Regions from separate parts of the Mus musculus genome. Here region 2 is linked to region 1. A link is a contact called in ENCODE POLR2A ChIA-PET data. All regions are on one chromosome and are shown on one strand. The core of a region is the stretch at or near the end of the contact, and the rest is flanking DNA. Distances in the headings are between cores, read along the strand shown.

Region 1 (4,273 bases), core at 1,094-3,593:
TTCTTAAGTCCTTCTAGCAGGTTGTCCACGACCGCGGCTTCTCATTCCCAGGGTCCCCTGTTGGTGGCAATGGCTCTGTCTTTCCAGTGCTTGGGGAGCAAGAGGCGAGAAGCTCCGAGGAGCCTGGGGAAATTGGAGACCTGGTCTCAGAAAACAAAGGAAATTAGAAACAAAGGCTGGGGCTTAAGGCCTCACTTGGTATGTGTAAAACCTGGGGTCCACACCCAGCACCCGATAAACAAACAAACTTGTCATCCCGGCAGGCACTCAGGAGGGTGAAGTAGGGGGATCAGGAGTTCAAGGTCATCCTTGGCTACAAAGTGAGTTTCAGGCCAGCCTGGGCTACGTGAGACCCTGTCTCCAAAATAACAATGAGGTAAAAGTCAGGCTCTGTCCAGAAGCTGGTAGCTTCTCAGGAACTGCCAAGTAGCTTTTCGCAGAAGCCCAGATCTTCATTTCCCAACTGGCTGAATTAGGGTGAAGTTGGGGTCACTTGGGAGAGGAAGGCACTCCATATGCAGATCCCTCCCAGAGCCTGGGGCTGGGTTCCTGAGTGGCCGCCTTCAGCCCCAGCCCTTCAGCCCCAGCCCCTCGTCCAGAAGTACGGGCCTTTGAGACGCCCTGTGAGGGTGTGTTGTGTATTTACAACTTAAGCTAAAGCTCAAGTGCAAGTCCCTTAGAGGTCTTCAGTGACTCTCAGTGTCACCCCAGCTTGGGGGCTGGGAGGAAACAGCTGACTTCCTGAGGCGGGGGGGGGGGGGGGGCCCTCAGGGCAACTGAGAACTTACAGGACAGGATTGGGCAAGAATGTATCTGACACCCCAGATCATCTTAACCTTGGGGGGGGGGGTGTCTGCCCGTGGGGCGTGAGCTCCCTTGGACCCAGATCCCCGGGAGGGCTCCTGTCTCGCGGATGGCTTACTCCAGGGTTCAGAAAAAGAGGATTGAAGGGATTAGAGTCCAGGCGAGGGCGTGGACAGGCAGCTGAGCTGAGGAATGTCCTGAGTCACTCCTGTGACACGGGGAGGGCAAAGGGCCCAGTGCTGGGCTGAGAGCTGTGGGGGCTGGACAAGGCCATAGGTGAAGTTGCAGGAGGAACTGTTGGGCCTTCAGCTTCTCACTTAGGCCCCTAAGACCTGTGGCTTCTTTGATGTAGGCAGGGACCTCTGAGGACAATAGTAACTATTTATATGTCTCTTGCCACCTTGCTTTCCTGACACAGGGTTCACTGTAGCCTTGGCTGACCTGGAACTTGCTTACCAGACCAGGCTGCCCTCTAGGCTCCAAGGGCTGGGGCTAAGAGTGTGACCACTAGGCCCATCTCCATCTTGGTTTTGAGGCAGGTTCTCTCTCTGACCACGAGTACTTGGGTGACCTGACTTAGCTGCAGGGATGCTCCAGCCTCGGAATCGCAGGTTCTGGAATTACAAGAGCATCCTTGTGCACCAGATTGCGTGGGTGCTTCGATTGGGACATAGTCCTGTGTTTTCATGGCAATGGCTTTCTCACCAAGCCCTCTTATCACCCCCTCAAATCAACTTCACAGGAATCAATATCTACAGGTGACAAGATAGGGCCTGGTGTCATTGACCTATCTATCACCCTAGTACCTAGGAGTCTAAGGCAGGATTGCTGAGTTCTAAGACCGGCTGAACTGTAAAATTGGGGGTCGAGGGGGGGGGGAGAAGCTACATCTGGGGTTCGGGACTCAATGGGTTGAGAGCCCTCACTTGCATGCTGCAGGTTCTGGGTTCCATCCCTACACCTCATGGCAGCACACTTTTGCCATTCCATAGTTTAGGTTAGCCTGAGCTACAGGAGGCAACCTCTGATAAAGAAAATAGAAATGGAAGGGATGTGGGGATTGGCCGACACCGAGATCCCAGCACTCAGTAGGCTGAGGCTGGCGGTCCAGGGGTTCAAGGTCATCCTCTGCTATATAAACAGTCCAAGGCTAGCCTGGGTTACATGAGATTCTGTTTCCAGTAGAAAAAGGAGACTCCTGTACTTTCAAAGGGGCTCTTTAAGGGGATGACTTTGACACGCTTTCTATTCCCAGAGGTTCCCCAAAGCGCCCTGGCACCCTGCTCCGCTGCAGGCAACCTCGCGGATAACTGTCCACAGCCCTCCAACGCGTCGTCCGCGAGAACGCGGCTCCCGTTTCTCCCGCGTCCCTATCACTGGGCATGCGCAGTTGCTGATAACAACAAACTCGTAAGCCCAGCCCCGCCCAAGCCGTCCCTTCATTCAGGCTTCCCATTGGCTGCAGGGGCCTCGCGTCTTAGCGCAGGCGCATCTGACCAATAAGAGACGTCAGTGGGCGTGCCCGAGGGCGGGCAAGCCATACTCGGCCTCGCGCGTCCATTGGTCGGCTGCGTGAGGGGAGGAGCCGCTGGCTCCGGCCGCCGAGATGAGCTGGGGCCGTCTGAGCCGCTTACTTAAGCCAGCACTGCTGTGCGGGGCTCTGGCTGCGCCTGGTCTGGCAGGCACCATGGTGGGCTACTGGGAACTTGGAGGATCGCGGGTGGGGGCGGGGTTCGGAGTCGGGTCACCGTATCCAGGGTGGAGATCAGGGGTCGTGGGATCGGTTAGCTAGAGAAGGGGGCACCCAGGTGGGAAAGCGGAGCCTGATAGGCATCTCCGGGGTTGAACAAGGCTAGGCCTCGGCGCGGGAGGTCCTTGGGCGGTGAGAACCGGTGTCGGGGTCACCATAGCGGGCTCTGACCTGGTCACGCGCCCTGCCCGGCCTGGTGCGTCACAGTCGGCGGCGCCTTGGCTACCGGCTCTTTGTCCCCGCGCTGTGCTTGGGACGCACAGACCGGCGGGCATGGGCCGCGCGGCCGCCCGCAAGCGGGGACGCTGCAGACAGCGCGGCGGATCCCCGAGAGGCCGGCGACGCCGTGGACCTGGACGCCAAAGTCCTAGGAAACGCCCGGGCCCTCGGCGAAGGAAAGCGCGCGCGCGCCGCCGCAGGAGGGCGCGCCCTCGCCGGATGGAGCCCATTCCTGAACCTTTCAACCCGGGGCCTCTGCTGCAAGAGCCTCCCCAGTACTGCAACAGCTCCGAGTTCCTGGGCTTGGTGTGCGGCCAGGGATACCCCTGCCGTCCTCTTCCCTGGTAGCATATTCTAGGGGTGTCCACAGATCTTATCAGGACGACCTGAAAGGGGCGTACTTAATGGAAGGAACCTTGAGACTCCTCCACCTAGTGCCCCAGGACTTTCTTTCTTTGGCACCGGATTCTTCTCCCCTAGGGGACCTGGGTTAGGACACTCAGTTTTCCTGTTTTACAGTGTGCATCCCGCGATGATTGGCGCTGTGCGCGCTCCATGCACGAATTCTCAGCCAAGGACATCGACGGGCACATGGTCTGCCTGGATAAGTACAGGTGGGTTTCTAGTCATATGGGCGGTGTGCATGGCTGGTCTGAAAATGGGGATTTCCTGACTGGCTTCATTCCCACTCTTTCTCTCTCCCAGGGGTTTCGTGTGCATCGTCACCAACGTGGCCTCGCAATGAGGCAAAACTGACGTAAACTACACTCAGCTAGTCGATCTGCATGCCCGATATGCTGAGTGTGGTTTACGAATCCTGGCCTTCCCCTGCAACCAGTTTGGGAGGCAGGTGTGTGGCTGTTCCCCAGGCAATGCCCCTCATACGGGGTGGGGGTGGGGGGCTGTGTCAGTGTGTGTGTGTGTCTCAGTGTACAGTGTAGTGTATCTTCCAAGTAAATGTTGCTTCCTGCAGGAGCCAGGAAGTAATCAAGAAATCAAGGAGTTTGCAGCCGGCTACAACGTCAAGTTTGACATGTACAGCAAGATCTGTGTAAATGGGGACGATGCCCACCCACTGTGGAAATGGATGAAAGTCCAGCCCAAGGGCAGGGGCATGCTGGGAAAGTGAGTGGCCCTGGGGGAGGGAGGGGACAGATGGCTCTGGACCTGGGTGGGGAGCAGGTGCCAAATTTTTAGGTTTTTTTTTTTTCCTTGTTTTTTTTGGGGGGGGGTGTGTGTGTTTCATTGTGTAGCTCTAGTTTGGGTCAGAACTCAGAGATCTGCCTGCCCTGCTAAAGTGCTGGGATTAAAGGTGTGCACCACCTGGCTGAGCCTCAAAGATGACTTTAGTTGTATTTTATGTGTATGGGTGTTTTGTCTGAGTGTATTTATGTGTACCACGTAGGTACAGTGTCTGCAGAGACTAGAAGAGGGCATGGAATTTGCCAAAGCTGGGGTTGGTGGGTTGGTAGCCACCAAGTGGGGCCTGGGGGCTGAGTT
Region 2 (4,273 bases), core at 512-3,011, 110 kb after region 1:
TCAGTGAGTCTGAGGCTTAAAGCAGGGTTGGGATGTCTCAGTTCTCAAGTCACCAGACTGTACTCTCTCCAAGGGGCAGTGCTGAAGTGTGGATTTCCTATCACTGATATCTAGGGAGATGTCTGCACTGGCTTGTTCCTCAGGCCATATATTAAGCAGAAGCCATTGAAGTGAGAGGTGAACTGCCTTAGATGGGGGTTAGTTAGGATCCTTACATAAAACCGGGCGTGGTGGCGCACGCCTTTAATCCCAGCACTAGGGAGGCAGAGGCAGGTGGATTTCTGAGTTTGAGGCCAGCCTGGTCTACAAAGTGAGTTCCAGGACAGCCAGGGCTATACAGAGAAACCCTGTCTTGAAAAACCAAAAAAAAAAAAAAAAAAAAAAAAAGGATCCTTACATAGGCTACTCAGGACTCAGGACTCTCAAAACCACAGTGGAGGGAGAAGAAAATGTAGCCTGGAGACATGGGTCTGTTATCACAGCTACTTGGGATGTGAGCCTACGGATTTCAAGGATAGATTGAAAAATGTAGGTTGTCTCAAAGGATCAAATGGCCTAGTGGTAAAGGGCTCTTGCAGAGGACGTGGGTTCAATTCTCAGAATCCACATAAAGGTTCACAGCTGTCTGGACCTCTGCATCCAAAGGATCCAGCACTCTCTTCTGGTCTTTGTCAGCGCAAGATAGGCAAGTGCTGCATAGACATTCAGGCAAACACCCATATACATAAAATTAAAATACACTTTTTTGTTTTGTTCTCTGTGGTGTGTGTGTTTAAGAAGGCTAAGGATGTAGCTTGGTTTAGCCACTACTTAGAATTCTGCAGTGAGGGGTTAGGGGTGTGGCTCAAGGATAGAAATCCTTCCATGGCATGCTTGAGACTCTGGGGTCTCTTCTAGAAAATGCAGGTACACATTGAAAAGAGTGGTGTTTTGCCATCTGTGTGGTAATGTACACCTGGTTGGAGATGGGCAGAAATCAGGGTTCAAATGGTCGTTATACAGCAGGTTGAGATTTGTAGGAAAACTGAGTTGGGTGCAGGAAATCTAGAGAAAATCTTGACATTGTGATTAATACTGGGATGGAAATTTTAGGGCTGATCTTATGGAGTGTCCTTGGGGTCCAAAGAACTGTTAGGCAGCAGTTGTATTGGGAGGTACTTTTGGACTAGAGTAATTCGGTGGTTTTGGTTTCATGAGCAAGAACGGAGAAGAGGGGCAAGCAAGATGACTCAGTGGATAAAGCTGCTTGTGGCTAATCCTGAGTATGATCCTTAGGACCTACATGATGGAAGGAGAGACTCCATCTGTCTTCTGGCTTCACAAATGCGCCTCAGTTAAATAACTGTAATTAAATATTAAAAGAAAAAAAAGAACATAAAAGTGTTGAGTCGATGAGTCAAGGTTGGAGCCATATTTGGGAGTCTCATTGAGGTAGCAAAAGCTCTTTGTTCCCCGCCGCAGGACAAACGGGTCGGGAACGCGGAAGTGGGTCAGCTCCGCCTCCAAATCAGCTGTCCCCGCCTCCTAGTCGCTAGCGGGCGGGGGGTGGGGGGGAAAAATGCGGCCAGGAAAGATTCCAGCCAATCAAAACACTCAGCGCCTCCGCGCGGACTAGGGCAAAGCCAACGGAGTCCCGCCCCTCCACCGAGGCGCAGATGCCGAATCTAAGGCGTCGGATTGGTCAGCGCGGCGTGGTGGGCGGGTTAAGGGGCGTGGCTCCAGGAGTGGAGTATATCAGGCGGGACTCTTGCGCTCCCCCTCGCACTCGCGCCTTAGGAAGCTTGGGTGTGTGTGGCGCGCTGTCTTCCCGCTCGCGTCAGGGACCTGCCCGACTCAGCGGTGAGGGCTCTGGCGGCACCGGCTCTGAGGGGCCCGGGGCGGCGGGCGGCCTGTGACTCTCGGGCGAGGCGGAGCCGCAGCGGCACGCCCCTGGGACTTGGGGGCGGGCCCGGGTTGGAGTCCGCCCCGCCGGCGGCGAGGCGGGCAGCGGGACACTGGGGCCTCACGCTTGTCGGAGGGCGTCCTCCACCGCGCGTCATCCCCGGGCCGAGGCCGACCTTAACGGTGGGCTTTTTTTTTTTTTTTTTTTTTTGTAAAATGGCCGCCGCGATGCTTTGAAAAGCTTCGCCGGCGAAATGGCGGGACTGCCGAGTGCCCGGATGGAATGGCGCAGGGTGCGCGCTTGGCGCATGCGCTGCTCCGGGGGCGGGGCGCTCCTACCTCCAAAGTCCGGTTGTCCGCAGATGTGGAGCTGTGTCGCGTGCGACCCTTTTACTCCAGCTGGCTCTACCTCGGTTTTCTCTTCCCTTGTGGTTCCACGTGGGGAACAAAAAAGCACATGTAGGCTTGAATGTTGTCCTTTTGTGCCCCAAGTTTATTGCCCCCAAGGTAGACTGGTTTCGTGGTATAGTGGACTTATTTTCCAAGTTGTCGGTTGCCAATAATGACTTTGTCTAGATACCACGCCCCTTTCGCTAGCCACGCCTCTTGGGCCAACCTCCTTTCTCCCTTGAGTCCATCGTGCAAAAACATTTCTCTAGTCCTTGGCTGAGTAAGCGAGGCATCCCACAACTGGCACACCTCCAGACAGTACCCTAAAAGCGTATTTCAGTAGTGAAGTTTCTCTGGCCCAACAACTCTATGCTAGTGAGGGTAGGCAGTCACTATCATTTCTGTCCCCAACCACACACATTTGCAAAGTGACCATGCCATTTTGATCCTAACCTTGGGATTCTCTGGCCAGGTGTAATCAAGACCTAGAATCATTTAAGGTTAGCCTCAGCTGTATGACAAAGTATTCCATATGCCTTTGGGATGATAAAAGCAAAAAGAGTTCCCTCTTGTGTAGCCCAGAAGGGTATTGAACTTGCTGTGCAATTGTATTTGGTTTTGGATTCTGTTCCTTTGCCTCCAACTCCCACAGGCTAGGCGAGATGGGTATTTGTTTTGAAACAGTCTCTCAAACTGATCCACAGTGTCCTTTTTCTCATTGATCTTCCCATCTCGGTGACTTGAATGGCTGGATGAGAGGTGTGAAAGAAACCCCACTTGAAGCTGAGGTTTCCCAGTAAGACCATGGGGTCCTCTCCCCCCACCCCCATGCTTCCCCCCTAGCCCCCCCCCCCCAGTTTCTTTGTGTACTCCTGGTTATCCTGGACTCTCTTTGCAGACCAGGCTGGCCTCAAAACTCACAGAAATCTGCCTGCCTCTGTCTCCCAAGTGTTGGGATCAAAGGCATATACCACCATGTCCAGCTGTGGGTTACTTTTATTTATATACATACATACATACATACATACATACATACATACATACATACATATGTAGGTAAGGGATGGGAAGAGGCAGCTTTAACTCCTTAAAGCTTTCAGTGACTTATCCTTACAGGTGTTCCAAGGCCATCCTGGACTATAAAAGGAGACACTGTCTCAATTTTTTAAAGGCAAAGAATGTGGGGGGCTGAAGAGTTGGCTCAGGGGTTGAGAGCACTGCCTGCCTGCCAGAAGACCCAGGTTCAATTCCCAACACCCACATGGCACCTCATAACTAACTCCCAAGATCTGACAGCATCAGAGACATATATGGAGACAAAACACCAGTGCACATAAAATATGTTACTCTTTTTTTTTTTTTTTTTTTTTTTTTGAAAAGCATATTCTTAAATATGCTATTTGGCTTCAGTTTCTGGAAGGGGTGGTGGTTAAGGCAAACATCTATGGTGTGTGCATAGGCTGCCATGGCATCAGATGAAGGCAAGCTTTTCGTGGGAGGACTCAGCTTCGACACCAACGAGCAGGCGCTGGAGCAGGTCTTCTCCAAGTATGGGCAGATCTCCGAAGGTGAGTCTTGGGTCAGGATCATTGTTCTCGGCTTCTACTTGGGGGTGGGGGTGGGGGGCAGAGGGCTGACTGGGCACATCTAATGTCTCTCTCCTGCAGTGGTGGTGGTAAAGGACAGGGAGACCCAGCGATCCCGAGGCTTTGGGTTTGTCACCTTTGAAAATATCGATGACGCTAAGGACGCCATGATGGCTATGAATGGGAAGGTGAGGATCAGGTCAGCCAATTTACCTTGGATAGGTCTGGTGTGGAATCGGGTACAGTGACCCTAACTTTCTCCTGCAGTCTGTGGACGGGCGGCAGATCAGAGTTGACCAGGCTGGCAAGTCTTCTGACAACCGGTCCCGAGGATACCGGGGTGGCTCTGCTGGAGGCCGGGGCTTTTTCCGTGGGGGACGAAGCCGGGGCCGAGGGTTCTCCAGAGGTGAGTGCTG

Evidence for each region. ChIA-PET counts read pairs that join two places held with the same protein, here RNA polymerase II (POLR2A).
Region 2: POLR2A ChIA-PET joins it to region 1 with 41 read pairs in Patski. The contact joins the promoter of Cirbp here to the promoter of Gpx4 in region 1. POLR2A ChIA-PET finds 5 or more read pairs at or near these places in 4 of 5 experiments (Patski and embryonic stem cell).

The regions. Positions count from the first base shown.
Region 1 is chr10:80,051,222-80,055,494 of GRCm38, forward strand. Gpx4 (glutathione peroxidase 4) reads left to right here and starts at 2,344. Exons shown (of 7, transcript NM_008162.4): 1 at 2,344-2,494; 2 at 3,293-3,387; 3 at 3,479-3,623; 4 at 3,747-3,898. The coding sequence starts at 2,411.
Region 2 is chr10:80,166,078-80,170,350 of GRCm38, forward strand. It overlaps Cirbp (cold inducible RNA binding protein), which reads left to right and starts at 1,762. Exons shown (of 7, transcript NM_007705.3): 1 at 1,762-1,839; 2 at 3,731-3,839; 3 at 3,939-4,045; 4 at 4,125-4,263. The coding sequence starts at 3,737.